Linked DNA regions of Homo sapiens: region 1 is linked to region 2. Evidence: read pairs that join two places in POLR2A ChIA-PET (ENCODE). Cell type or tissue: MCF 10A. All regions are shown on one strand. Links, peaks and the distances in the headings refer to the core of each region. The heading gives the core; the rest is flanking DNA. Region 1 has its middle 22 kb from the start of PPP2CA-DT. Region 2 has its middle 41 kb from the start of SAR1B.

Evidence for each region. ChIA-PET counts read pairs that join two places held together with the same protein. Peaks named below come from ENCODE experiments on the same cell type or tissue, not always from the same donor. Only the 100,000 strongest peaks of a DNase experiment are listed, where the experiment ranks them.
Region 1: POLR2A ChIA-PET joins it to region 2 with 5 read pairs; 2 of 35 experiments call an interaction of 5 or more read pairs at or near these places.

Annotation. Positions count from the first base shown.
Region 1 is chr5:134,241,016-134,256,549 of GRCh38, reverse strand. No RefSeq gene overlaps it. Among named protein-coding and RNA genes, the nearest start is that of PPP2CA-DT, 22 kb to the right of the region's middle. In MCF 10A, for the core only: no CTCF peak of the experiment used is centred there; DNase peaks (open chromatin) are centred at 6,629, 8,939 and 11,109.
Region 2 is chr5:134,584,391-134,599,924 of GRCh38, reverse strand. No RefSeq gene overlaps it. Among named protein-coding and RNA genes, the nearest start is that of SAR1B, 41 kb to the left of the region's middle. RefSeq lists enhancers at 4,762-4,831, 5,307-5,446, 6,913-7,506, 8,327-8,386. In MCF 10A, for the core only: no CTCF peak of the experiment used is centred there; a DNase peak (open chromatin) is centred at 7,404.

The DNA of each region.
Region 1 (15,534 bases), core at 4,348-12,347, 340 kb after region 2:
TCCCAGCTACCTGGGAGGCTGAGGTGGTAGGATGACCTGAGCCCAAGGAGGCTGAGGCTGCATGGAGCTGTGATGACACCCCTGCACTCTAGCCTGGGCAACAGAGGCAAGACCCTGTCTCCAAAAAAGAAAAAGAAACAATATCTACAAATTCTAAAAATACATTGTTCAATGCGGTGATTAAAATGTGAAATATAATTGGGCATTTCATAATATTTTTAGCTTTCTGGGAATGAACTGCCCTTAACACATTTAAGCCTATTGTTTGACTTTCATACATTTGTCTTTTTGATATGTTTCAGAAACACATTATGTTCAGAAACATGGAAGGGCCCATATGTGAGTAAAACTTCCTCTCTCATAGTTACCCACAGAGTTACAACTCTGGAGATAGAGTGAGGAAACCAGCCTAGACCTATCACAAGGTTGTCATTCTCAGCCAGCCTGGAGAGAAGGGCAGAGAAGAAAGGGGGTGGGTATCTTGCCCAGGAGAACAAGCCACTTTTTCTCTGGCAGCCCAGGGCAGTCATTTCATGAGAGGCCAACCTGATGACATGTGCCCCATTCACATGGTCAAAATATGCTGTCCAGCTGCTCTGTTTCCTCATGTGGTAGGCGCTACAGGTGTCATCTTTTGGTATTTGGGTGATGCAGGAGCCTGAACAGCCTCATTTGAAGTCTTGATGACATTCAGAACCTGGCAGTGACTTAAAGTGTCATTTAGTACAAGAGAGAGGACTCCTTCAGCAGTTAGGATTGGAAGCCCAAAGGGGCTGTTTACCTCATGGCCTTGAGCATCTGCAGACAGGATCAGAGGATGCAGTATGGGCATGCAGCCTTCACCATCTGCTCTGCCTTGAATTGCAAGTATACCAAGAATGCTCATCACAACTACCTTCTCAGAAAAAGGAGGCTAGAAGTGATTCATAGCCCTATGCAATATTTTAGGTCCAATACTGTGTATTTATTTTGGCAAAAGCTTTGGGAGCACAGGAAGTCATAGTACAATGGTATCACTTGACTCTGACATCGCTAATATTACTTTTCCCTTGATAGTACACTAAACTCAGCTATGTTAAATTATATTTCACTGTATTTGCCCTCAAGAGATAAATTCTGCTTAATAGTAGGGAAATGGTCCTGGGCCTAAAATCTAGCTTACACTTTGAGATTCTTCTGTAAAAGAGAACCTCAGAGGAACAGAAACCTATAAGGATGATCATGAGCCTCAACTTTATTCAACAAACATTGGTGAATTGTATTTGAATTGCCCTGTTTGCTAACTAGAATGTGAACAGTTGTACAGCAAGGAACCAAGTTTTCTTCATCTTTTATTCCCCCATGGAACTTATGGCACTTAGCACGTAGCAGGGATTCATTAAAGCAGAGCAGAAAAGATGTGCATATAAATAATTAGAGTACAAGAAAGTAGTTAGGGATGAGAAAGAGACGGTGCATGAGCTGTGGGATCCCAGAGGAGAAGAGATGACTTTCAGCTGGAGGAACTGGAAAGGCTTCACAGGGTGGTATCAGCTAAGCTAGGTCTTGACAAATAGCTGGACCTTAACAGATTGAAATTTAGAGGATAAGAGTTATCATATATTGAACTGTGCCAGGCATTGTGCTAAGCATTTGACATGCCTAATCCAACTGAATCCTCCCAGCAACTCCATGAGAAATATACCCTTATCCCATTTTATTTATTTAGTTTTCCATAAAATTTAATAAATTAGAGATGGGTGGTCTTGCTATGTTGCCCAGGCTGGTCTTGAACTCCAGGGCTCAAGCAGTCTTCCTGCCTCGGCCTCCCAAAGTGCTGGGATTACAGGCATGAGCCAATGTGCTCAGCCTCATCATCCTATTTTAGAGCTGAAGAAACTTGTGGCTCAGGCAAATTAAGTGATTTTCTCAAAGTCACACAGCTGGTAAGTGACAGAGCCAGGATTCTACCCAGTCTGAAATAAAGGGTAGTTCTCTTTTTTTGAGATAGTTTCGCTCGTGTTGCCCAGGCTGGAGTGCAATGGCACAATCTCTGCTCACTGCAGCCTCTGCCTCCTGGGTTCAAGCGATTCTCCTGCCTCAGCTTCCTGAGTGGCTGGGATTACACGCATGCGCCACCATGCCTGGCTAATTTTGTATTTTTAGTAGAGATGGGGTTTCTTCATGATAGTCAGGCTGGACTCGAACTCCCGACCTCAGGTGATCCACCTGCCTCGGCTCCCAAAGTGTTGGGATTACAGGTGTGAGCCACCGCGCCTGGCCTAGGGTAGCTCTTAAACACTGCGCTATACTGGCCCTAGTTCTAGAAATGAATTCAGTGGTTCAGTGTTTGGAAAAATATGGACTATGTTCTAAAAGCATTTACTAGTGATATGGCTGGAGGATGGAGTATATGGAGGGTGCAGAGCAGAGGGAAATAAAGTTGTTTGGTAAGTCAGGGACAGGTCACAGAGAACCTTGCATGCTATGCTAAGGAACTGGGAGATTTTTGGAAGGTGATGGAAACATTAAATGCCTATTAGTGAAGTGGCAGGACTAGATATGTACTTTAGGAAGACAACTCAGTATGAAGGGGCGGGATGAGAAGCATAAAAACCAGTTGGGTGGCTATTGCAGTAGTGGCGCAGGAGTGAAAAGGCATGCATAGCCCCAGGAATATGTAATCCTGCAAGCCTAGTTGAGATTGTTTCATTTTAAGGAAAAAAAAAAAAAAGCTATGTTCAAAAACCTAGACTCCAAACAACATAAATTAGGGAATAATTCTTATTTTTTTATGTGATCTATATTAAAGCTTTTAAAATAAGATTTGGTTTATAAAATTTTTTGCCCATGAATCTTTAGGAACTGCATAAATTGACCTCTGTTTATATAACATTCTTTACTATTTATTTATTTATTTGAGATGGAGTCTTGCTCTGTCATCCAGGCTGGAATCCAGTGGTGCGATCTCGGCTCACTGCAACCTCTGCCTCCCAGGTTCAAGTGATTCTTCAGCCTCAGCCTCCCAAGTAGCTGGGATTACAGGCACATGCCACCACGCCCAGCTAAGTTTTGCATTTTTTAGTAGAGACGGGGTTTCGCCACGTTGGCTAGGCTGGTCTCAAACTCCTGGCCTCAGGTGATCCTCCTGCCTCAGCCTCCCAGAGTGCTGGGATTACAGGTGTGAGCCACCATGCCCAGCCTATATAACATTCTTTAAAGGAACATTGACAATCAATTGTTACAAAGGAATATGGCAAATTTCCATATATCCCTTATAACTAAAACTGTTTTTTGAAACTTAGAAGGGTGAGAGGGGAGTAAGGGATGAAAAATTACTTAATGAGCCTGATGTGCACTATTCAGGTGATGGTTACATGAAATAACCCAGACTTCGCCGCTATGCACTATATCCATGTAACATAACAACACTTGTACCCCTAAATCTATAAAAACAAAACGACAACAAAAAACCTTTTTTTACATGACTCCATGTTTTCTTCTAACCTTTGTGAATGGCACTAAATAGGTGAAATAAACCTATAAATAAAAAAGTCAAATTCTTAAAATATTTCCAACAAAACAGAAACCAGCAGCATCAGGCCTGGGGAAACTCCCATAGACTGTTGCTTCTGGACTGTGCTCTGGATGTACAAGTACTTCCCTTGTCCACTGTGCTCACTCACATTCCTGAGCTATGTGTGTAGCTCTGACACAACGTGTGACACCATGGCATTGGCTCATGACATGGAATCTCTACTTCTCCAGAGGGGAACCTTTGAGTCGTTCGTGAGGAAGCAGGTTCTCTAATCTTCCTTTCATGGAGAGTTCATTCTCATGATTTCCCACTTGAACGCGGGAGGCAGAGGTTGCAGAATAAACAAAGAATAAAAAATTAGGTTTGCTGTGAAATCTCATCACCCACTTTATGGGGTCTTCTCAGCGAAGCTAGAAACATGTCCCATTTAACTGCAGAGCCTGTGAGAGTGACAGTACTTCACATCTCTCCAGTGGCCAACGTTTTTCATTTGCTGCCTAAAACATCATCTGGATATTATAGGATTATTAATTTTAAGTATTGGAGTGATTTCATTAAAATGAGTTTTTATCTTTTAGAGATAAATATTAAAGATTTAAAGTTGAAATTACGATGCCTGAGATTTGCTTCAAAACAACACAGGATGGAGGAAGTCAGTTGGAGTGCAGACAAAATAATAATGGCCATGAGTTGATGATTGTTGAAGCTGGATAATGGGTACATGGGGGATTACTATACTATTCACTATATAAATTAGTGAATGGCTGGGTGCAGTGGCTCACGCCTGTAATCCCAACACACTGGGAGGCCGAAGCAGGTGGATCACGAGGTCAGGAGTTAAAGACCAGCCTGGCCAACATGGTGAAACCCCATTTCTACTAAAAGTACAAAAAATTAGCTAGGCGTGGTGGCAGGCACCTGTAATCCTAGCTACTTGGGAGGCTGGGGCAGGAGAATCGCTTGAACCCGGGAGGCGGAGATTGCAGTGAGGCAAGATTGTGCCACTGCACTCCAGCCTGGGTGACAGAGTGAGAGTCCATCTCAAAAAATAAATAAATGAATAAATAATTTAAAAATTAGTGAATAATTATTGGCTTTACAAAAGGTCTGCTGTTGTCTATGTTTGAAATTATAAATAACTTAAAAATGATCACTGTTTAGGTATAGAACAGAATTAGCAATGTTTAGATTTGGGGGTGAAATACTAATGAATTGTTTCTTGAAATATGTGCATGCCCAATAATTTCTCTTCTTTCTTTCTTTTTTTTTTTTTTTGGAGACGGAGTCTCGCTGTGTTGCCAGGCTGGAGTGCAGTGGTGCAATCTCTGCTCACTGCAACTTCAGACTCCCTGGTTCAAGCTGTTCTCCTGCTTCAGCCTCCCGAGTAGCTGGGTTTACAGGCACGTGCCACCACACCCAGCTAATTTTTTTGTATTTTTACTAGAGACGGGGTTTCACCATGTTGGCCAGGTTGGTCTTGAACTCCTGACCTCAGGTGATCCGCCCGCCTTGGCCTCCCAAAGTGCTGGAATTACAGGCATGAGCCACTGCACCTGGCCAGTAATTTCTCTTCTTAATAAATAGTACACTATTCAATCCACCTACTGTCTCCAAGCCTGCACTAACTCTGTACAGCTGTGATTAGTTGTGGATGCATTTGTCTGTGCCTTTTATCTGTGTTCTTAGAGCTTTTTTACCTCTGACTTCCCTTTCATTAGATTAGTAACCTCATTGCGGCAGGACTTTCTATTTAACTGGCCCCTCACCCTATGGCTGTAAGTACTATGATGTCTCAAGTATGAGAAAATAAATTGTTAAAGACAAGATATGAGATCAAACAGTGTAAGTCAACATTTTTCAAAAGGCTGGCAAAGGGATAGTGATTATGTAAATGTTGGTTTATGTGTCAGAAACATCTGAGTTCAATTCAGTCACCGACAGTGATTCCCTCTGAAGCTCGGGAGAATGTATCACACTTTTTCTTCCTGTAAAATAGAAATAATCTAGTCTCAGGGTAGAGAAGTGAGAGGAGAGAAATAGGAGAGAAACAGGGTTGGGGATGGCAGCCATGTTTTCCAGTGACCCAGTTATTCCCAAGTGGTGGGGACCATGGACCTATCCTCAGGTGGCTGTGTCCACCATTGTTGGTCTGTCTCTTATTGGTGTGCGTCTTCTGAGTAGGTGAACTTGCCACCATAAGTCTTCTGAAGCAGCTGTAGCCCATTTTCCTCTTTTAGCATAGAGTTGTAGAAAATTTTATTGTTGGCCGAGTGTGGTGGCTCACATCTGTAATCCCAATGCTTTGGGAGGCCTAGGTGGGAGTATTGCTTGAGGCCAGGAGTTCAGGATCAACCTGGGCAACATAGTGAGACCACCCTCACATCTCTATAAGAAATTTTAGGCTCGGTGTGGTGGCTCACACCTGTAATCTCAGCACTTTGGGAGGCTGAGGTGGGTGGATCGTTTGAGGTCAGGAGCTCGAGACCAGCATTATCAACATGGTGAAACCCTGTCTCTACTAATAATACAAAAATTAACCGAGTGTGGTGGCACACACCTGTAATCCGAGCTACTCGGGAGGCTGAGGCAGGATAATCGCTTGAACCCAGGAAGCGGAGGTTGCAGTGAGCCAAGATTGCACCACTGCACTCCAGCCTGCACGACAGAGTGAGACTCTGTATCAAAAAAATAAATAAATACATAAGTAAAATTAAAAAAGAAAGAAAATGTTATTGTTGAGAAAGATCATAGCATTATTTTAAAGGTGATCCAAAGGCTCTGAGTGTGCAGGAACTTGCTCAAGGTCATAGTTATGCACCGAGGCTCAGACTAGAAGCCAGGTCTCCTCAACAGTTCAGTATATGAGACAACTCTCTGCCTCCACCCAAGTCCTAGAGACATTCCTTGGGGGCCTATTTTGAGGATCTTAGGCTGATAGGAATCAAGGGATAGGTTAACAGCTGCCCTATATTGAGAACTATAATCTCTAGTTTTGGCTTTCAAAAAGAAGTGTAGAGAGGGTGACTTATCTCTTAAGCAACCTGCTAAAATGACCGAGCCAATTGCTGTGGGGGAAGGGTGATGTCATCTTGTCCTTTCTGGCCTCCACACTGAAACTGGGAACTACTCTCTTGGTAAGGAAATAAAGGAGGAAGTGAAGAAGATTCATCATTGCTTAAGGAACCTGATATGTGAGCTAGGATTCCCTAGCTTTCGGCTGAGGCAACAGGGCGAAACTTTCTCACTCACGTGTTCTCAGGCCCCAGCTGAGAAGGGATGGAGCACTGCTGGTTGTTGGGGCTGGCCCATTCACCTGCGCAGTCTGAGCAGCTTGTGGGAATTCTAGAGATGTCAGATCTTCATGGCCGGGCGTGGTGGCTCACGCCTATAATTCCAACACTTTGGGAGGCCGAGGTGGGAGGATCACCTGAGGTCGGGAGTTCGAGACCAGCCTGACCAACATGGAGAAACCCCGTCTCTACTATAATGCAAAAATTAGCCAGGCATGGTGATGCATGCCTGTAATCTCAGCTACTCAGGAGGCTGAGGCAGGAGAATCGCTTGAACCTGGGAGGCAGAGGTTGCAGTGAGCCGAGATCACGCCATTGCACTCCAGCCTGGGCAACAAGAGCGAAACTCCATCTCAAAAAAAAAAAAAAAGAAATGTCAGATCTTCTCTGTTTGCATTGTTCAATACTTCTGGAAAGTTTTCTTTAGTAGAAACCTTGTATAGTAGTTGGGAATGGATAACTGGCAAGTGTGGCTTGGATATAACAGGTAAGATTTGATTATTTGGAAGTTTTTTTCAACTAAATGGACATTAGCACTTAAGATTCCACTTCCCTTGGCCCTATAAAAGTGGCTAAGAGGCTGGGTGCAGTGGCTCATGCTTGTAATCCCAGAACTTTGGGAGACTGAGGCAGGCAGATCATGAGGTCAGGAGACTGAGACCATCCTGGCTAACACGGTGAAACCTCATCTCTACTAAAAATACAAAAAATTCGCCAGGTGTGGTGGCACGCATCTGTAGTCCCAGCTACTCAGGAGGCTGAGGCAGGAGAATCACTTGAACCCGGGAGGCAGAGGTTGCAGTGAGCCGAGATCGCACCACTGCGTTCCAGCCTGAGTGACACAGGGAGACTCCATCTCAAAAAAAAGAAAAAAGAAGATGAGCAGTGAACAGGCCCACACTCCAGGGCCCAGAAGGACAGACATGTCCCGTCATTTGAGCTCTTGGAATCCTAGGCAGGCTCTCAGTCCTAATTATTACTCTAGAAATAGGTGCTTTTCAATCATTAAGAATACAGAATTATAGCTTGAAAGTATAACACCTAGCCACCCTTCTGAAGTTTTCCCCGATATAAAAGGAGCCCTGGCTTTTCCCTGCTTGCAGGCAGGCAATCCTCGAGTATAGCCTATGTGAGATCCCCGGCTCTGTCTCCTTGAAGAACTCCAGGATGAGATGAAGTTCCCATCAAGTCCTGTGCCCATAGCCTAGTCCAACCTTGTGTTTCCTCTTTTGTCAAATACTTCCTCAGGAGCCAACTCAAATCTTCCTTGCCTTAATTTGGGCCTATTTCTGGATTAGTCATATGGTAGCATAACTTCTTAATCATTATTAAGTAGCTGCTCCTTGAAAAATTTTTATGAGCTTTGAGCCTCTCAGGAGAAAGATATTTTAAATCCAATAAATAAATACACAAATAAACAAACATGGCACACTTTAGACTTTGAATCAAGTCGAAGGGAGGATGGTAAAGGTAGCCTGAGAATCCAAACTCAAAATGAGACCTTGCAATGAGCTACAGGAGCCGATTCTTCAAGATAAAAGAGCAGGGCCTGGGCTGACACAGCAGGGAAAGATGCTGACTCTGGATTCACATGGAGTAGAAGCCAATGCTGACCTTTTTAAATGGAACATCAAGAGCCCAAAGATGTGAGTTAGTTAATGACTCTGAGGATATAGGGACGGGGATCTAACCAAGAGACACTGCAGGAACAGGTAGGCTCTAGGACCCTGAGGGGGTGATGCATTTCTGGGGCAAGGGATAGAAGGGAATAAAGCCATGCTGAGCCCTTCAAAAAGGATAGGTCAGGCACCACTGGATGGTGGATGTCTTTGTCTTAGGGGAACCATCCAGGCCATTTGTGAATCCCTGTGTCTGTCCTGTCACATAGCAGCCGTCTCCAGGTTTTAACCTGTGCTCATCTTTCTGCATGCCGAGCTTATATTATGGTTTTTATGTTTAGGTCCCCTTGGTAGTAAATATCTTCTGGATTCTGATTGTTTGTTTATGCACATACTGGTGTATACCTTTCTCCCTCTGTTCCTTCATACTGTTTTACAAAGCCCACCTCCTTGCTTACTTATAATTGCCCATAATAATGGTCATAGCTGTGGTATTCAGAGTGATTCACATCCTTGCGTAATGGGCTGTTACCCAGGCTTATTGTAAGTCCTGAGGTGTAATTCTAAGTTCATGAGCACAAGAAAGATAGTCATTGTTTGATTTCTGGGATCCTCTTTCAGAAATCACCTGAAAAATTCATTGATTCCTTCCGAAAACATCATGAATTGTGTCTTCTGTCTTCTTATAGAAGTTATCATTGTGATTATCCTCATTTGACATGAGAAAACATCAGCATGAAAATGAGTAACAGCTCTCTTTATAATTTAGGTGCTTCATTTACCTCCATACATGGTTGTTTTAAGAGAGCTTAAATGTATCTGAATGGAATTCAGATCAATTCAAGAATTCTAAGAATTTCTGATGAGTTTTAAACCTTACCAGTTTAATAGAACTGTCCTGGATGGCTGAATCTATGCCTGTCCTGGTGTCCTTCAGTGGGAACTGTCAGTCTCTATTTGTGTCTGGCACAGGTTGCTCACCAAAGGGCAAACGCAGGATGGCTCAGGACCAGAGCTCCACCACTTGTGGCAGAGCCACTCAGAGCTGCTGACCTGGGTATATGAGGCCAGTCACATTGCTTGTGTTCTACACATGAGAAGACAGTAGTGTTAAGGGAAAAGATGTTTCTCTGTCATCTCCAAGACAAAGTGGGCGAGTGCAGTACCTTGGCCTCAGGCAGGCACATCTGCTCTACCACCAGTGTGCTGCAGCCATACCTGACTTTCCAGTTCCTGTGGAACGCACATAAACTGTGTTGTCTGCCCATGTATAAAGTGCTCTTGCAATATGGCACTGATCGGTCAAATTAAGTATACGCATATTCTATGATGAGATTTCTGTGTCAATTGACACCCTCCCCTTTCCTATACCAACCAGGACAGATGTTGCAAACAGAAACCTGGTGGAAGTGAGAATGAGGGGATGTTTGTTTGCGGGGCCACGTCCCACAGTTTTACAGACTATATCCTCAACTAGGCTCCACCTGAGGGAGTGAGTAGGAGCTGAAACCCAACCTGAGCTCCACATTGCTGAACCTTCAGCTTTACTGTTGGGGCTGCATCCTTCAGGAGGAAAAGGTGCCTTTTTTTTTTTTTTTTTTGAGAAGAAGTCTCGCTCAGTTGCCCAAGCTGGAGTGCAGTGGCACGATCTTGGCTCACTGCAACCTCCGCCTCCTGGGTTCAAGTGATTCTCCTGCCTCAGCCTCCCTAGTAGCTGGGACTACAGGCGCACACCACCATGCCCGGCTAATTTTTGTATTATTTTTTTTTTTAGTAGAGATGGGGTTTCGCTATGTTGGCCAGGCTGGTCTCGAACTCCTGACCTTGTGATCCACCCACCTCGGCCTCCCAAAGTGCTGGGATTATAGGTGTGAGCCACCATGCCTGGCTGAAAAGGTGCCTTTTCTGAGGCACATAAATACACCATATAAGCAAGAGACTGCCTAAAGATTCCCACATGGGCCCAAAATGAATCACACATGTGGCTGCTTATGGTAGCATTGTCTTGGTGGTGGGAAGTTGGAGGCACTTGGGGGTGCCCAGTACTGGGGAAGCAGAGAGGACAAATGTGGCGGGTGCACACTATGGAGTACTCTGCAGCAGTCAGAATCATGGACTAGATGTTTACATAGCAAGATGTATAGGGTTTGTTTTTGTTTTTGTTTTTGTTTTGTTAAGACAGGATCTCACTCTGTTGCCCAGGCTGGAGTGCAGTGACATGATCTCAGCTCACTGCAGCTTCGACTTCCTGGTCCTCCCACTTCAGCCTCCCAAGTAGTTGGGACTACAGGCAAGCACCACATGCCTGGCAAACTTTTATATTTTTTGTAGAGACAGGGTCTCACCATGTTGCCCAGGCTGGTCTTCAACTCCTGAGCTCAAGTGATCCTGCTGCCTTAGCCTCCCAAAGTGCTGGGATTACAGGCATGAGCCACCATGCCTGGCCTAACATACATAGGTCTTAAAAACAAAGTGAGAAGTGAAAAAAAGGAAGACAGAATGAGATATATAACACAATAATACTAATGTAAATTAAAATACATGCAAACCAAACAACACACTTGTAAGGTACATGGATGTGCTTTGGTCAAGGATAGACCAAGGTAAACATCCTGCATGACTCAGTGGGATTGGCATGCCGGTGCATAACTCCATTTGTAATATAATCACAGTTATGTAGCCATAACATGGGAAGGCTCATCACCTAGCTCGGAGCCACTATTGTTCGTATAAGGTACAACTGCCTTGCTGACACTGTGCATACAGCACACACCCAGAGAAAGAGAGAGAGCCAAAGCTCTCCATCTAGTAGATGGACAGAGGGGAGCCAGGGCTCGGCTTGACTTGTGCCCAGAGAGAGAAAGAGTTAAGCTGCTGACCCCATAGGGAGAGCTGGCTGTGCAGCTGTGTGTGGGAGCGGCAGGAGCCGCAGAGCCAGAGCAAGCAGCCAAGACAGAGACAGACGGTGTAAGAGAGCCGCTGAATAAAACCATACTTCATCTGCCTGCAGCCCTCTGAGTGTTCTTTCAGCTATCTGCCACCCATCCACCCACTGCCTTCGGACCTCAGCATGGACCAGAACCTGACCCTGGGCATGACAACACTTCACATGAATGCATACATACAAACCAAAAAAAAAAAAAATATATATATATATATATATATATATATATATATGTATATATTTGCACCATTGCACTCCAGCCTTGGCGACAAAAGCAAAACTCCGTCTAAAAAAAAAAATAAAAGAAAAGTAAGGGGCTTTGGATGGACTGATCATAGTATAATGAGCCATGAACTGAAAAGTGCGATTAACTTAATACTCTATACCTGAGCCCTAATAATTTCTTTTTTTTCTTAAGTGCTCTGGGCCTTGCCATTTGACGTTTTCCTCGACCCAGCTGTTGACCACTAGCATGGCTTTAACAGCATGATCATAGCTTTTTAATAATCTTATTGACAGAAATTTACACCTGGATTCTGTGAGCTGTCTTATAACACGCTGACCTTTATCAAACTCAGGGATATATGATGCTGTCTTGCTCTTTTGCTATCTTGCTCTTTTTTTTTTTTTTTAAGAGACACAGGTCTCACTATGTTGCCCAAGCTCGAATGCAGTGGCTATTCACAGGCACAATCATTGCACACTACAGTCTCAAACTCCTGGGCTCAAGTGATCCCCCCGTTTCAGCCTCCTCAGTAGCTAGCACTACTAGCTGAACGCCACTGTGCTGGCTTTTCCAGCTCTTTAAAATATTTGAAAGTTACCTCGTTTTATCTGTAGTTTTTTAAAGTTTCCTGATGCCCATAAACAGAAATGAAACCATGTACTTTCTTGGGGATCTAACTAAAATGCAAAAGCTATGTTAATGAGGAATAAGCACCACAAAGAATAAAAGAAAACCCCTAATTCTGTTTGGGCTGGTTTCCTAGAAATCCTGTGCCCACTTTTTGCATCGAGCCAAGGCTGGCAATATGTGGATAGGGCTAGTCCCTCAGGCATTGAGATACAGTGCCTCAGCTTCTTCAAAGATAGGTCTAGAACATTCTAGACCAATGCAATCAAAAAGTACCTGGTGGAGCCAGGCATGGTGGCTCAAGCCTGTAATCCCAGCACTTTGGGAGGCTGAGGAAGGAGGATTGCTTGAGCCCAGGAGTTCAAGACCAGCCTGGGTAACACAATGTCACTACAAAAATTTTAAAATTAGCCTGGCATGGTGGCACACACCTGTAGTCCTCGCCACTTGGGAGCCTGAGGTGGGAGGAGCAGTCGAGCCCAGGAGTTCAAGGCTGCAGTGAGCTATGATTGTGCCACTACACACCAGCCTGGGTGACGGAGTGAGACCCTAACTCTAAAACAAAATAAATAAATAAAAAGTACCTGGTGCTAAAAATTACACCATTTTAGGGCCAGGCGTGGTGGCTTACGCCTGTAATCCCAGCACATTGGGAGGCCGAGGCAGGTGGATCACCTGAGGTCAGGAGTTGGAGACCAGTCTGACCAAAAAGTTGAAACCCCAACTCTACTAAAAATACAAAAATTAGCTGGGTGTGATGGCAGGCACCTGTAGTCCCAGCTACTTGGGAGGCTGAGACAGGAGAATCGCTTGAACCTGGGAGGCGGAGGTTGCAGTGAGCCAAGATCATGCCACTGCACTCCAGCCTGGGCAACAGAGCAAGACTCTGTCTCAAAAAAAAAAAAAAAAAAAAGTTACACAATTTTAAAACAACATTTGAGTCAACCCAGCATCATTTTTGAGATACTCTAAGATATTTCTTGGCCTACTTGTGTGTGCCTCTTAAGCTGAAACAAGCCCTAGTATTCTCTAAAGTAGCATGTGTTCCATAGATACCCAATAATTTCAAGTTAGGTTAAATGACCTTTTACCATCCATGTGAGGACTCCTCTTGCCTATATGGTATCTATGCATATTAGAAAAGGTGCTTCTTCATCCTGGAGATGCAGTCCCACAGTAAGGCACAGGTGTGGCAAGTAGAGCTGGATTCATCTCAGCTCGTCTCCTTGGCTGTTCATGGCACAGTATGTACAACTGTAGGATATGGCCCTGCAAACAAACTCCACCCTTTCTCTCTTCCACCAGGCTTCCATTGTTTGCAACATCTTTCCTGGCTGGTGGAGGAAAGGCAGGCTCAACTGATGGTCCTAATCTCCAATGGGGGCAATAATATTGCCCACCCTACGTGCTCTTTTGGAACTTTGCTACTCTAAAGGTAGAGTCTGATTCCACTCTCTTTGAGTCTGGGGAAGCTTGTGACTTGTACCCAACAGAAGACAGCAAAACTAACACTCTGTGATTTCTGAGGTTAGGTTATAAAAAGTGATACAGCAGCCAGGCACGGTGGCTCACACCTGTAATCCCAGCACTTTGGGAGGTCGAGGTGGGTGGATCACCTGAGGTCAGGAGTTCGAGACCAGCCTGGCCAACATGGTGAAACCCTGTCTCTACTAAAAATACAAAAAATTAGCTGGGCGTGGTGGTGCATGCCTATAATCCCAGCTACTCGGGAGGCTGAGGCAGAAGAATCACTTGAACCTGGGAGGCGGAGGTTGCAGTGAGCCGAGATGGTGCCACTGCACTCCAGCCCGAGTGACAGAGTAAGACTCCATCTCAAAAAGGAAAGTGATACAGCATCCACCTTGTGGCTGGAACACTTGCATTTGTAGACCTAAGCTGCTATGTAAGAAGTTTAACTTGCCATTCTGTGAGAAAGCCAAGGCACAGAGAGAGGCCATGTGTAGGCGCTGTGGTCAGCAGTCCTAGTTTTTGAATGCGTCAGGCCCAGCCACTGACACGTGAGTAAACAAGACTTCAGCTGCTTCTAGCTCCCAGTTGTGAAGTCATCCTCAGGCTGAATCTTCCCAGCTGAGTCCCTAGACAGCTTGGAGCTGAGAGAAGCCATCCCCAACTGGGTCCTTTCTGAATTCCTGACCCATAGACTCTGTAAACACAATAAATGGGTTGTTATTTTATGCCACTAAGTTTGGGGTGGCTTGTTACACAGCAATAATAACTAAAAGACCCATTATCTTCAACAACACCAAAAAGTAGGGCTATAAAAAAAAAAGGAAGAATTGTTATAAATTAAGGCTGGGCACAGTGGTTCAGGCCTGTAATCTCTAGAACTTTGGGAGGCCAAGGTGGGAGGATCACTTGAAATCAAGAGTTCAAGGCCAGCCTGGACAACACAGTAAGATCCTGTCTCCAGAAAAAAATAAAATAAAAAATACCTGGGCATGGGAGTATGTGCCTGTAGTCCCAGCTACTAGAGAAGCCGAGGTGGGAGGATCGCTTGAGCCCAGGAATTTGAGGCTACAGTGAGCTATAATTGTGCCACTATACTTTAGCTTGGGCAACAGGGAGAGATCCTGTCTCAAAAAACAAAAACAAAACAACAAGAAAAATAATACACATACACATATATACATGCCCACATATATATACACACACACATATGTATGTTATAAACTAAAAAAGACATAAGAGATATAACAAATACAAATGACATTGTTTTGCTTCTGATTAGAATAAACTATTACAGAATGACATTTAGGAAAGTCAGGGCAAATTGATTTCTGGCTGGATACCAGTTGATATTAGGAATTATTTTTAATTGTTTTATATGTGACATAGTGGTTATTGAAAAAAGTCCTTATTTGTTATAGAATTTATAGTATTTAAATATGAAGATAACCATGATTTGCTTTAAAATTTGCTTTAAAATGATGGTGAGGGAGGGGTGGGGTATAGATAAAACAAGACTGCCATATATTGTTAATCGTTGAGGCCAAGCAATAGGTAATGGGTGTTTATTATATTATTATCTCTACTTTTGTGAGTATTGAAAACTTCCCATAAGAAAAACTGAACATGCCTCTATGCATGCCTGGGGGCTTGTAAGACCCAGGATTCTACCCCAATATGGGGGATTTCATGCATGGAAACAGACTAGCAGAGAAAGTCATATTCTTAGGAAAAATGTTTTGGGCACTCCTTAAATCTTTGGTGACTAGAAATCCACTTGAAAACAGAATTCCCTTCCCTGACAGTACCTATTCCAGTGTTAGGTACACAGGGTGGGGAGGAGG
Region 2 (15,534 bases), core at 4,033-12,032:
GGCTGGTCTTGAACTCCTGGCTGAAGGTATCCTCCCACTTTAGCCTCCCAAAGTGCTGGGATTACAGGCATCAGCCACCACGCCTGACCTCTCAGCTTTTTCTGATGCTGAAGTCTAAATTTTTCATTTGGGAGAAATATTGATATAACAATACTGCTAATAATAAATGATCCTTAGCCAATCAGTGAAACAAAAAAGAAGTAATGATTTTGGTAAGGATTATCAAGTTAGAGATTTAAATCTAAATATAAAACCTTTCTATAGCCATCCCTTTAACCTTCCCACTAACAATGTACAGCAATGACAAGCTTTGTGCTAGCTCTTCAGTATAATCCATCACAGCTCTATTACAGTTGGGCCTATCAGAATATTTACCTATGGAGCCGGGCACGGTGGCTCACGCCTTGTAATCCCAGCACTTTGGGAAGCCGAGGTGGGCAGATCAGCTGAGGTCGGGAGTTCGAGACCAGCCTGACCAACATGGAGAAATCCCGTCTCTACTACAAATTCAAAATTAGCCAGGCATGGTGGCACATGCCTGTAATCCCAGCTACTCAGGAGGCTGAGGCAGGAGAATTGCTTGAACCCGGGAGGTGGAGGTTGCAGTGAACTGAGATCGCGCCATTGCACTCCACCCTGGGCAACAAGAGTGAAACTCCGTCTCCAAAAAAATATATATATATATATTTGTTGAGTTGAAACTAACAAGTAGAGGCTGGGAGCAATGGCTCATACCTGCAATCCCAGCACTTTGGGAGGCCGAGGCAGGAGGACTGCTTGAGGCCAGGAGTTCGAGATCAGCCTTGGCAACATAGCAAGACCCTGCTTCTATAAAAAAAATTAGCTGGGCATAGTGACACATACCTGTAGTCCTATTCAGAAGCTGAGGTGGGAGGACTGCTTGAGCCCAGGAGTTCGAGGCTGCAGTAAGCCGTGATTGTGCCACTGCACTCCAGCCTGGGCAACACAGTGAGACCCCGTCTCAAAAAAAAAAAGAAAAAAGAAACTAACAAGTAGATAGAAATAGTGAATGCACTGAAGGGACCAATGCTTAAAAAAAATTTGTGGGTCCAGGCACAGTGGCTCACACCTGTAATCCCAGCACTTTGGGAGGCTAAGGCAGGTGGATCACCTGAAGTCAGGAGTTTGAGACCAGCCTGACCAACATGGTGAAACCCCATCTCTACTAAAAATACAAAAATTAGCCAGGTGTGGTGGCCCACGCCTGTAATCCCAGCTACTTGGGAGGCTGAGGCAGGAGAATCACTTGAACCCCGGGGGCAGAGGTTGCAGTGAGCCAAGATCACGCCACTGCACTCCAGCCTGGGTGACAGAGAGAAACTCTGTCTCAAAAAAAAAAAAAAAAAAAAAAAAAAAAAAAAAAAAAAATCTCTGGGCATAGTGGCTCACATCTGTGATCCCAGCACTTTTGGGAAGCCAAGGCAGGCGGATCCTTGCTTGAGCCCAAGAGTTTGAGACCAGCCTGGGCAACATAGCAAGATCTCGTCTCTACAAAGAACACAAAAATTAGCTGGGCATGGTAACATGTACCTGTAGTCTTAGCTACTCCAGAGGCTGAGTTGGGAGGATCACTTGAACCCAGGGAGGTCAAGGCCACAGTGAATGGTGATTGTGCCATTGCACTCCACCCTGGGAGACAGAGTGAGACCCTCTCTCAAAAAAAAAAAAAAAAAAAAAAAGAATAAAGAAAATAAGGTCCAGTTAATTTAGCTCATTTTATTGAATTTAGATACACACATAATTTCAACTAGACTATCTGATGTTTGTATCAACTAGACTATCCAACATTTGTAACTAATAGTGTACAAGTAATGTAGGTGTCACAGCTCCCAGCAGAGTTGAAAGGCACTTTGTTGGGAATAGGGAAAATTCCTAGGAAACAATGGAAATGAAGCCCTCTGGGTGGTGACCACCATCCTCCTAATTGAAAGGTGGGGACAAAAGTTTAGTAGCCTGTTGATTAAAAACAAAGATTCTAAAACAAAGATCCTAAAATAGGCTCTATTTCTGCAGAGTCCCTTATACAGGGTTCAACTGGGGGTTTAGTTAATTGACAAAAGTCAAGACCTATGTTTATAAAGCCTCTTAATTTATTTAAAATTAGACATTAAGGCTCAACACTTTTCTTGCTTCTACTTAGTAAACAAATTAAGCCTTGCCTTGGAATGTGGATTTTTATTCTGGGGGCAATATGGAGAACAATTTGAGATTTTTTTTTTTTTTTCCAAGACAGACTCTCTGTCACCCAGGCTGGACTGCAGCTGCAATCATAGCTGCAATCATAGCTAACTGTGGCCTCAACCTCCTGGAGTAAAGGGATCAGCCCACCTCAACCTCCTAAATAGCTGGGACTGCAGGCACACACACCACATCTGGTTAATATTTTTATTTTTTTTGTTGTTGAGACAGGGTCTCGCTATGTTGCCCAGACTGGTTTCAAACTCCTAGCCCCAAGCAGTCCTCCTGCCTTGGCCTCCCAAAGTGCTAGAATTACAGTATGAGCCATGGCATCTGGCCTAAGATGTGTATTAAAGTCACTGAGACTTCAGTGATGGCAATATACTACTACAAACAAGCTGATAATGTTATAAAAAGAAACTGAATAGTTTTTTTGCTTGATTGTATTGAAGAGGTTTGGGATAATGGGTAACAGATTCCTTTAGTCAAAAAACTTTGCATGAAGCATGTCATATGGATGTCATGGTGAAAGATCACTGGAGGTTAGGTAAGGATGAAAGAGAGAGAAGCACTTGTTGGGGGATGGGGGGAGGGGGCATAAAACGGAGATTTTTGTTCCCTGGTTTGTGTGTGTGTGTGTACGTTGTTTTTGTTTTTTTGATACAGAGTCTCACTCTGTCGCCCAGGCTGTGGTGTAGTGGTGGGATCTTGACTCCCCGCACCTCTGCTTCCCAGGCTCAAGTGATCTTCCTGCCTCAACCTCCTGAGTAGCTGAGACTATAGGTGTACACCACCATGCCTGGCTAATTTTTGTATTTTTAGTAGAGATGGGGTTTTGCCCTGTTGGCCAGGCTGGTCTTGAACTCCTGACTTAAGTGATCTACCTGCCTTGGCCTCCCAGAGTGCTGGGATTACAGGTGTGAGCCACTGTGCCCTACCTATTCCCTGGTTTCTTGAGCTAAAAGGAACTTATTTATTCATTTTTTGAGACAGTCTTGCTCTGTCACCTAGGCTGGAGTGCAGTGGTGCAACCTTGGCTTGCTGCATCCTGGGCCCAAGCAATTCTTGTGCCTCAGCCTCCCAAGTAGCTGGGACTACAGGCGTGCACCACCACAACCGGCTAATTTTTGAATTTTTTTTTTTTTTTTTTTAGTAGAGTTGGGGTTTCACTATGTTGGCCAAGCTGGTCTCGAACTTCTGATCTCAAGCGATCCACCTGCCTCAGCCTCCCAGAGTGCTGGGATTACAGGCGTGAGCCACCATGCCCAGCCTGTTCCCTGGTTTTTTGAATTAAAAGGAATTTAGGCTGGGTGCGGTGGCTCACGCCTGTAATCCCAGCACTTTGGGAGGCCGAGGCGGGCGGATCACAAGGTCAGGAGATCGAGACCATCCTGGCTAACACGGTGAAACCCTGTCTCTACTAAAAATACAAAAAAATTAACCGGGCATAGTGGCGGGCGCCTGTAGTCCCAGCTACTCGGGAGGCTGAGACAGGAGAATGGCGTGAACCCAGGAGGCGGAGCTTGCAGTGAGCCGAGATCGCGCCACTGCACTCCAGCCTGGGTGACAGAGTGAGACTCTGTCTTAAAAAAAAAAAAAAAAGGAATTTAATGCGAAAGTTGATGGTATTGTAGTCTTGTTTCATATGCGATTAGTAACATCTCAGAAGCTGGAGAGATGGTAAACATTACAAAGTAACAGCACCATTCTTGGGGTTCTCTCCAAGCCCCTGGGTTTGAGTTGAAGTCACTAGGTCCACCTCCTGATTTACTAATCAGAAACCAAACCAGATTGATTGCAGTCTGGAGAGAAGCAAGTTGACTTTCTTCCATTCCAGGGACTTCAGTTTTGAGAACTGAGAGTCCAGGAGCCCCTCTTTGGGTGATGGACAGAATAGGTGAGTTCTAGCCCCGTTCTGGGTCCCAGAGAGGAAAAGTAGGTGGGAGCTTGTTTGTGACTGGGGGCTCCATTGTATGAGAACACAACTCTTACAGTTACTGAAGGAAACCATGTAATGATTTCTTTCCTGACTGCCTGGCAGCAGATGGCAAGGGCATGAAGCTATTTAGAGAACACGCTGAGTTTTTTTCCCACCCCAACTTCTATTTAGGGCCAGGCTCAGAATCATGAGTCCCTTGAATCCTCTGGCACTCGGGTGGCAGTGGAGCCCCTCTTGGATTTACTCAATCTGCCTTCCTCCTTGGAAAAGTGATATCTTGACCCTTCTGATGACCTGGGACTGGGTGGCCTTTTTGCCCACTCCTTATGACAGTGCTGGGCTGGACAAAATAAGGGGCAAGGTCCCTACTCACAAGATTGTCTCTTTTCTCTCTTTCTCTCACACACACAAAACCTTACATAAGGGAAATGATTGGTTATCACCAGGGACTTAACCAATTGTGCTGAAGTGTTAGATTCTGGCTTGGGTGCTTGGTCTCACTTTCTGTCTGCCTGCCTTTTAGTCAGCCACTCAGCAGGCACTTCCTGAACACCTGCCTGCTGGTGGCTGGCATGGCATAAAGAAAATGTGCAGAGATCTGCCCAAGACAGAATGGAAGGCAAAAGGAGAAGGCTTCCACACATTATGGAGGAGGTTTATAGAAAGGGGGCACCAGAGCTGAATCTCGGAGTACAAACTGGTTTAGTGGAGAAGGGGCAAGAGGGGATATTCCAAGCAGAGAGACCAGCAAAGACAAAGGTGTGGAGGCAGGAAAGAGCACACAATGACTTGGGAGCTGGTAGAGCTCAGTGCCTGAAGAGGTGTCACGTGGAGAGTGTCCTAGAAGGAGGCGAGAGTGGAGGGTAAGACCACAGAGCATGAGGCCTGAACTATCTAACACCAATTCCAACACCAACAATTTTATGACATATGGCCATGTTTTCCAAGCCAAGGTAGAAGCCAGTGATCCCCCAGGATAGTCTGCTTATGGGGCCATCAGATCAGGATAGACTATTTGAAGTTGAGACCATCTGGACAGACATGTGTCCTCAAAATGCCAAAATGACTGTTGAGCATGTGTACCAAAATGTGTGGTACTGATGATGGGGAAGATTAAACACAAGATGAAGCTGTTGAAACAGCAGGCACTGCTGCCTACGCACAAAAAGCCTGGCTGGGCCCTGGGGGTGGAGATGGGGACTCACTGTAGAGAGCTAGGAGCGGGGAGCCGAGACAGCACCCCTCCCCTCTCTGACACTTCTCTGACACTCTGACCTCCGCCAGGTGCAGTGGTTCATGCCTGTATTCCCAGCACTTTGCGAGGCTGAGGCAGCAGGATCGCTCGAGTCCATGAGGTCAAGGCTGTGGTGAGTTATGATTGCACCACTGCACTCCAGCCTGGACAACAGAGTGAGATCAGTCTCAAAAAAAAAAAAAAAAAAAAAAAAAAAAGAAGGCGGCCAGGCACAGTGGCTCACACCTGTAATCCCAGCACTCTGGGAGGCTGAGGCGGGTGGATCACTTGAGGTGAGGAGTTCAACACCAGCCTGGCCAACATGGTGAGACCCCGTCTCTACTAAAATACAAAAATTAGCTGGGCATGGTGTCACATGCCTGTAGTCCCAGCTACTTGGGAGGCTGAGGCAGGAGAATGGCTTGAACCTGGGAAGCGGAAGTTGCAGTGAGCTGAGATCACGCCATTGCTCTCCAGCCTGGGTGACAGAGCAAGACTCCGTCTTAAAAAAAAAAAAAAGAAAGAAAAAGAAGAAGGCTGGGTGCAGTGGCTCACACATGTAACCCCAGCACTTTGGGAGGCCAAATTTGGGGGAGCACTTGAAGCCAGAAGTTCAAGACCAGCCTGGGCAACATAGCAAGACTTCATCTCTACCAAAAAAAAAAAAAAAAGCTGGGCATAGTGATGCATACCTGTGGTCCCAGCTACTGAGAAGGCTGAGGCAGGAGGATTACTTGAGCCTGAGAGGTAGAGGCTGCAGTGAGCCATGGTCATGCCAGTTCACTCCAGCCTGGGCAACAAAGCAAGACCCTGTCTCAAAAAAACATAAAGCAAAACAAAAAAACCTCTGACCTGGGACTGTCTTTGCCTGAACAGTGGAGCAGTATGGTGGTTTCATCCATTAAGCAGAAGTGTAATGGATGAAGAAGGGAGAATACCCTGTGTTTTAATCCCCTAGGAAAGTACTGAACTTGAAAAATCAAGTGGGCAGAGTAGCTTAACTGTCATGAAATAGTCCAAAGACTGCCCAGTGAAAGTGAATTGGACTTCATCTATGACTCCAGGACTCAAGAGGACCTGTGAATAGAAATGTCAGGTGTCAAAGAGACATTACAATTGAATTTAAGAGAGACCTTTTTAACACAGCTGTGGGTTGCCTTTCAAATGATGGGCTGTTGTTGGAATTCAAACAGTCTCTCCTAGAGAGGGGAACTCCATGGGATAGTGATTGGATGAAATGAGCTCTCACACTCTCCCCAAACTCAGAGGTCCTACAAACCACATGAGGCTTTTCAGATGAGGGCCATGAAGGAGTTAAAATTGACGGGGCAAGTTAGTGCCAATCCCATGCCCTTTCTTGACTGGATGGAAGTATTCCTGGAGGGGAGAGGAATCCCTAAGATTTACTCTCTTCTTGAGAGTCCCCTCTGATCCCCGATGCCTCTACGGGGGCATGTCTACTTCTCCTGTGACATTGGCTCACTTGAGACTCTTTTTTTTTGGGACAGGGTCTCACTCTGCCACCCAGGCTGGGGTACAGTGGTATGATCACAGCTCACTGCAGCCTCCTGGACTCAGACTATCCTCCCACCTCAGCTTCCTGAGTAGCTGGGACTACAGATGCCCACCACCACACCCAGCTAATTTTGTATCTTTTTGTGGAGATGGGGTTTTGCCAGGTTGCCCAGGCTTCACTTGTGACTCTTACCTGGATGTGGCAGAGATAAGGCCCATCCATCAGACCTCCCTCCCAAGCCTCCTAGGATGCTACTTCAGTAAGGAATGGGCATGAATATTCCAGCTGGCATTTAGGGAGCAATGCTTTGATACCAAGCAACAGGCACTAGAACCAGGCAGGCTCCCAGAGTCCCAAAATAGCAGTTCAGAGTACCCACAGGTGAAAGTTTATTTTGCTGAGTCACTTTTCCTCCTTGGCTTCTACAAACCCTTGGCTGTTCTTCTGAGTTTCATGTTAATCACAACATTCAATCCCTAGCAATGGAATGTTCCTTTTTTGCAAAAGGGGTGAGGTGAGGGCACAGGAGGGATGTCCTATTCAACTACCTCTAGCCTCTCGGGTTACAAGCTTTCAGGTGTGAAGGATGATCACAGAGCTGACAAGGGGCCTGAGTAACCCACAAGGCTGGGGAGCTGTGTGGTTTTTTGGCCCAGGCAGCTGACTGTCAGATATGTGACTGAAGCGGCTTCTCTGACCATCAGCTGTTTGCAACCAGCCCCCATCTAGGGGCTGCACCGGGCCAGTCCCTAGAGTGGAACTGACCCCAGACCACCGTTGGGCTTAGGGAGGCCCGTGAAAACTTGTAAACAAACAGGGTTTACCGGCTCAGAATCCGGGAAGTGAGAGTTGGTAAACAAATCCCTCTGGCCTCCTTGCCTCTGGTCAGTCAGCAAGTCTGTGAGTGCTCTCCTGTACCACTGTGTCCTGCCCTCCTCTAACACCTTTTGTGGCTCCTCATTTTGTCCACTTCATACCCATGTCCTCTTTGAGCCTCTCAGCCACCCTGCATGGTGGGCCCAGCAGGAGCTCTCATCCTTATTAACAAATGAGGAAACTAAGGGCCAGAATGCAGGTCAATAATTTTCCATTACCCCAAGGACAACAAAATTCCATTTCTAGCAGCTTCCTCTTTCGTGGTGGATTCATGGATAAATTCTCTAGACTTGAATGGCCACATGTTGCTTAATGTTCATTGAGAATGGAGGGAAGTGGCCGGGAGCAGTGGCTCATGCCTGTAATCCCAGCACTTTGGGAGGCTGAGGTGGGCGGATCACCTAAAGTCAGGAGTTTGAGAATGGAGGGAAGAATAAGGGGGACCACCCACTAAATACAAACCTCTAGACCCGAGGCAACCCACTTGAGCATTATCCCAAAGACAGAGGCCTCCATCCCTATCAGGGAGGCCTAGGCCCCCTTCCAAGCCTGAGGAGGGATGCCTCCTCTTCTCTTCCAGTGCCTCTAGGCCCTGCTCCATGCTTCACCGTGTCACTATCCCAGCCCGACCTGGCATCTCACCCCATGACCACGCCCATGACTAATCCTGTGCTCCTAATGGCACACTCACCTGGTGACAGATGAGTCAGCCGCCACAATGGTGTTCTGATGGTGCAAAGGTGACAAGCTGAGTGGATAAAGCTTCTTCCTTCTCTCCTCTGCCCAAGTTGTGTATGGAGGCTCACCCAGCCCCATCTGCCAGCTAGCCCCACCTCACCCAGCTGGCCTCAAGTTAAAGGGCCCTGGTGAGATAGGAGAATAGGGAATTAGGGTCACCAAGGATCAAGGCATAAGCAAAAGAACAGCAGGTGCAGCCACTTCTAGGCAAGATTAGGCAGCATACAGGCCACATCCTCACTCCTGTGATAACAAGACAGAAATTTCCACTTCAGCCTCTGATTGACCACGGGCCAAGTATCCACTTCAGCCTCTGATTAGTTGCTGGCCAATCTGTCATAGGGTATAACCAACTGGAGGCCTTTAAAGGGTACCTAGGAGTGTTACCAAATTCTTTTTTTGTTTTTGAGACAGAATCTTGTCCTATCACCCAGGCTGGATTGCAGTGGCTTGATCTCCACTCACTGCAAACTCTGCCTCCTGGGTTCAAGCAATCCTCCCATCTCAGCCTCCAGAGTAACTGGGACCACAGGCACACCACCATGCTCAACTAATTTTTTCTTTCTTTCTTTCTCTCTCTCTTTTTTTTTTTTTTAGTAGAGACTGGGTTTTACCATGTTGGCCAGGCTGGTCTCGAACTCCTGGCCTCAAGTGATCCACCCGCCTGGGTCTCCCAAAGTGCTGGGATTACAGGCGTGAGCTCTAATCCACCAGCCACCAAATTCTTTTAGTTTAATAAGAACCCTAAAGAACATTGCAATGGGGCTCTGGAGCTGCTTGCTCGAGCCTGCTCCCACTCTGTGGAGTGTACTTCCACTTCAGTAAATCACCTTCATTGCTTCTTTCGTTGCTTTGTTCTTTTGTTTCTTTGTGTGTTTTGTTCAATTCTTCGTTCAGTGCGTAAGAACCTGGACAACTCACAGTCAAGACCTTCCATCCGGTAACACTGGAAAGCTTTCCCTTGCCCTCTGACCACAGCCCCTCCCCACAGGAGATGGACTTCAGAGGTCACAGATATCCCCCAACCTCTTCTCCCATTGTACAGATGCAGAAGTATCTCCCAAGTAGCTGGGTCCATCAAGTCAGTGGCAGAGAGAAGACTTCTCGCTCCTGGGTCAGCCGTAATTTCCTAGAGCAGTGTGCAAAAAGCCTTTTAGGGAAGGGAGGTGATTATAATTTCAAAAGAGCTTTGAGTTTGAGTTTGAGTTGGGGGACTTAGGGGAGTCACGGATGGTGCTCTAGGAAAAGCAGAGGCCCAACATGAACTCTTTTTAAAAAAAAACTGTTTTAAAATGGTTTCTTCTGATGGCCGGGCACGGTGGCTCACGCCTGTAATCCCAGCACTTTGGGAGGCTGAGGCAGGCGGATCACTTGAGGCCAGAGTTTGAGACCAGCCTGGCCAATGTGGCGAAACCCTGTCTCTACTAAAAATACAAAAATTAGCTCGTTGTGAGTGCCATAATGCCAGCTACTTGAGGGGCTGAGGCACAAGAATTGCTTGAACCCAGGAGGTGGAGGTTACAGTGAGCCAAGATCGTGCCACTGCACTCTAGCCTGGGTGACAGAGTGAAACTATCTTAAAAAAAAAAATTCCCCAGAAGTAAAATAAAATGGTTTCTTTTGCTTTACATTATGTTTGTTGCAACAAAGCAGTTGGGTGGTATTACATGTAGCAGGTTTTTTTTTTTTTCTACAGTATCATTTTTTTCTTAAACTGCAGCAAAACAAACAAACAAAAACCCCAAAAACACAAAATTCACTCTCCCGGGCTAGGTACGTGTAATCCAGCACTTTGAGATTCCTCGAGCTCAGAGGTTTGAGACCAGCTTGAGCAACTTGGCGAGACCCTGGCTCTACTAGAGAAAACAAAACAAAACAAAACACAACAAAAACAGCTGGTCATGATAGTGTGTGCCTGTGGTCCTAGCTATTCGGGAGGCTGAGGTGGGAGGAGCACTTGAGCCTGGGGGCATGCAGAGGTTGCAGCAAACCAAGATCGTGCCACTGTACTCCAGCCTGGGTGACAGAGTGAGACCCTGTCTCAAAAATAAAAAAATAAATTCACCCTCCCAACAATTTCCAAGTGTAAAGTACAATATTGTCAACCACATGCCATTGATGGGCAGCAGAGCCCTGGAACCACCCTCCCGTCCTGACTCTGTGCCTCCTAATCAATTCTCTTCCTCCTCCCCCCAGCCCCTGGCAACTACCTTTCTACTTTCTGCTCTATGATTTTGACTACTCTAAGTACCTCCTATAAGTGGAATCATACAGCATTTGACTTTTTTTGACTGGCTTATTTTGCTTAGCATAATTTCCTGCAGGTTGATCCATGCTGTAGCACAGGACAGGATTTCCTTCTTTTTTAAGGCTGAATAATATTCCATTGTATGTGTATACATTTTCTTTATCCATTCATCTGTCAATGGATATTTAGGTTGCTCCTACCTCTTGGCTATTGTGAACAGTGCTCCCACCAATCTGAACTCTTTAGATGTTGAGCTGAGACAGCAAATAAATGGGCTTGTGAGCTCTGGGGAGCAGAGGTCCTTCAAGGACACTACGGAGCTTCTGTTCAGCATTGGATTGGAATGTCAGGTATAAGGGAGGCTGTGGCTGAGTTAAGACAGGCCCAGCTGTGTCCTGGGTCACTGGCTGCAGCCCATTTTCCATTGTTCTCACACTGTAGGTGTCATCATGTTGGGGTTGTTGGGATAGTTTAGGATTTGCCACAGTGTATAAAACATGGAAAACCATGCTCCTGCCTCAGCCCCCTGCCTGGAACACAGTGGAAAGAGGGACCTGAGGCTTCCCACTAGGAATGCCAGGGAAAATACAGGATGCAATATTTGGAAAATGTACTGAGGAACTACTCTCTGAAATTTGAATGTAACTACATGCCCTATATTTTTATTTGCTAAATCTGACAGCCTCCCTCCTACCCACTGAAAATCTCTCCAGCCAGCAAATGGGGACCCTGTATCCCTACCCATGTTTCCTCAGAATGGGCTGGTGCGGATGCTTCTGAGCTCAGGCCTGGCTTGGAGTACTGGGGGCCAAGCAATACTCTGCTACGATGAGCTTGCCCTTAAGCCACCTGCTTGACTGAAACCCCATCCTTTCTTCCCTCCCTTTGACTCTTGGCAGGGAGTCCATCTGAACTCAAAAGGCTGCCTTGAAGTCCATATTTTATTATCTCTCTAAAAAAATTTTCTTCAGACAGGTATGGTGGTTCATGCCTGTAATCCCAGAGCTTTGAGAGACCAAGGGCTGAGGTGGGAGGATCACTTGAGCCCAGGAGTTGAAGGCTACAGTGAGCTGTGATTGCACCACTGTGCTCTAGCCTAGGCAGCAGAGTGAGACCCTATCTCAAAGAGTGAGACCCTGTCTCTTTTTTTTTTTTTTTTTTTTTTTTTTTTTTTTTTGCAGTAGAGATGAGGTCTCACTATGTTGCTCAGGCTGGGCCTGAACTCATGGGCTCAAGCGATCTTCCCAATTCAGCTTCCTAAAGCACTGGTATTACAGACATGAGCCACCACTCCTGGCCAATCTCCTTTTTTTTTCAGATGGAGTCTTGCTCTGTCACCCAGGCTGGAGTGTGATGGCACCATCTCGGCTCACTGCAACCTCTGCTTCCTGGGTTCAAGGGATTCTCCTGCCTCAGCCTCCTGAGTAGCTGGGATTACAGGTGCCCGCCACCATGCCTGGCTGATTTTTGTATTTTTAGTGGAGACGGGGTTTCACCATGTTGGCCAGGCTGGTCTCAAACTCTTGACCTTGTGATCCGCTTGCCTCGGCCTCCCAAAGTGCTGGGATTACAGGTGTGAGCCACCGCGCCCGGCCCTCCTCTTTTTTATTCATTATTTTTATTTTAATTTTCTTTTCTTTTTTTTTTTTTTTTTTTTTTTTTTTTTTTTTGAGACAGGGTAGTTGCGAGGCCACTTGGAGCTACCTGCATTTCCAGCATGGGCCAGAGGTGCCTATGTGAGTCCTGAAGCTTTCATCGCCAAGAAAAGATGCCTTTGCTGCCTCCTCTGGCCGCTCTGAACACAGTCGGAGGCTGCAAGGAGGACTGAGGCCAGCTCTAGAAGGACCAAGTGCTCTCTCTCTCTCCACTCTGCTGTGAACTTCCTTCCTTTCTTTGGCAGGGTCTGGGTCTCCTTAGCCACCCATCCAACCCGGGACTGGGCACCCAGCGGACCTCAGCCAATAGTTTATTCTCCCAAGAGGCGCCTCGTCCCTTAACAACCACCCTGTCACTGAAGCCTGATAGAGAAGACTCTACTCTGCCCTGGCTGGCAAGGGGGCATGCAGCAGGAGGTGCTGGAGTGCAGGAGCCTCAGCAGGGACAGAGGAGGGGGAGGCTGGAGCTCTGCAACCTGGAAATGAGGGGTTGGCCCTGGCCCTGTGGGCCTTGCCACCCGCGGTGGGAGTTGCCAGGGCTAGGGCCTAGCGGGCAGCAGGGGGCGCCCCAGACCCTATCTTGCAGGAGTTTGGAGCGACTAAGGGAATTCAGAGAGGGCAATGGAGACTTTCCTCACCCCACAGATTAATACTCTCTCACTAGCAGCACAGTCTCAGTGTGTCACTGCACACTGATTTGTGATTATCTACTTAAAGTCTGTCTCCCACTTTGGCCTGGTCTCTGGAAGGGGCGTGTTGTCCCCACAGTGTCCTCAGGGCCCTGCAGCAGATTCTCAGTGAGTGCTGAATCAATATCTCAATATCTGCATGAATGAAAGGTGGTTCCCTAGGCTGGGCGCAGTGGTTCACACCTGTAATCCCAGCACTTTGGGAGGCCGAGTCAGACAGATCACGAGGTCAGGAAATCGAGACCAGCCTGGGCAGCCTGGTGAGACCCCGTTTCTACTAAAAATACAAAAAATGAGCCAGACGTGGTGGCGAGTGCCTGTAGTCCCAGCTACTTGGGAGGCTGAGGCAGGAGAATCGCTTGATCCCGGGAGGCAGAGGTTGTAGTGAGGAGGGATCGCGCCACTGCACTCCAGGCTGGCCAACAGAGTGAGACTCCGTCTCAAAAAAACAAAAACAAAAACAAAGGTAGTCCCCAAGACCACCCCCAGCCTCCCATCAGATCCCTATGCCATCAGCTGTGAGTCCTGGTGGCAAGAGGACTGGCCCACCATGAGGGAGCTGCGACCAGGTCAGTGCCATCCTCCTCCAGTCCCACACTCAGGGGCTCTCAGCGGGCAGGGATAGCCAACTCCAGGGGAGAAGCCTAGGAGTGCTAATCAAATGTGAGACTCCCACCCTCAAGCAGCCATGTAGGCTGGTGCAGAGAGGATCCCAGAGGGACCAGGGCTGGGAATGCAGGGCCAGGCCTGGTGGTCCTCAACCTCCTGCCTTCCCTTGGGGAAGGGGGTCAGGGGTTCCTCATGGCTATCTGTCTCTCACTCCATAGGAGCCTGGATGACTCCTGGGCAACTCAAGGGAAGGCTGAGGGTCTCTAGGGCTCTGCTGCCCAACAGGGTAGCTACTAGCCACATGTGGCTTTGAGCACTTGAAATGTGGCTAGTCTGAATTGAGATGTGCTGTAAGTGTAAAATACACCCTGGATTGTGAAAAGAATGCAAAATCTCTCATTAATAGTTATTTTACATTGATTACATGTTTAAAGACATTTGGATGTAATGGGTTAAATAAAATATATTATTAAAATTCCCTATATCTGTTTTTGTTTGTTTGTTTTTTGAAACAGAGTCTCACTCTGTCGCCCAGGCTATAGTGTAGTGGTGCTATCATGGCTCACTGCAGCCTCAACCTCCCAAGCTCAAGCAATCCTCCCACCTCAGCCACCCGAGTACCTAGGACTAAAAGTGTGCGCCACCATGCCCAGCCAATTAAAATTTTTTTTTTTGTAGAGATGGGGTCTTGCCATGTTGTCTAGGCTGGTCTCGAACTCCTGGGTTCAAGCAATCCTCCTGCCTCGGCCTTCCAAAGTGCTGGGATTACAGGCATTAGCCACCATACCTGGCCCTGTTTTTCACTTTTTAAAAATGGGGCTACTAGAATTTCAAATGTGACTTGCACTATATTTCTAAAGAACAGACCAACATGTACCCTGAATCCCCCTGCCCTACATTTATCAGCTGGGTTAGGTTCACAGGTGAGGTTTTATTTATTTATTTTGTTTGTTTTTATTTTTGTTTTTTTTAAAGACAGACTCTTGCGCTGTCTCCCAGGCTGGAGTGCAGTGGCATGATCTTGGCTCACTGCAACCTCTGCCTCCCGGGTTCAAGCAATTCTCCTGCCTCAACCTCCCTTTAGTCCCTGTAGCTGGGATTACAGGTGTGCATCCCCACACCTGGCTAATTTTTTGTGTTTTTAGTAGAGATGAGGTTTCACCAGGTTGGCCAGGATGGTCTCAAACTCCTGACCTCAAATGATCCACCTGTCTTGGCCTCCCAAAGTGCTGGCATTACAGGTATAAGCCACCTGGCCCAGCCGACACAGGTGTGGTTTTAGAGTGAGGGGCAAGCCTGAGTCATTCTTCTGGATCACTGTGGTCCTGCTTTGGGCTGGCTGCAGGAGGAGGGAGAAGCTGTGGTGCCAAGTCCACGGCAGCTGGGCCATGGGGCTGACAGTTTCTTACCATGGCCAGGTGGGCTGGCCACCCAGATACCCCCTCAGCCCCAGGGCTGATTTCCTGCCAGCATCCCATGCTGATTCCACAGTTGAGGACGCTGAGCTCTTCCCATTCACAGCTGAGCTGCTGGAGCTGGGGCTGAGAGAACATCCACAGCCTGTTTTTCCAGGTTCCCAGGTGCCCTAACAGGGAGACCTCCCTCCACGGGCATTTTGGGCACACACACACTCCACCCCAAATTTACTTCCAATACCTTGTGCATTGTGGACTCAGAACATTGGATCTGGAGGCACCCTTGGGAACCTACCGTCTACTGCTCTGGAGAGGAAATGGGTCAATTCTCTGTGGCAAACAACTAAGTCAGTGGCCCCAGAAGCTAAGATGCTTTGAGTCTTAATGTAACCTCTGTCCCTCACAGCCTTGTTCTG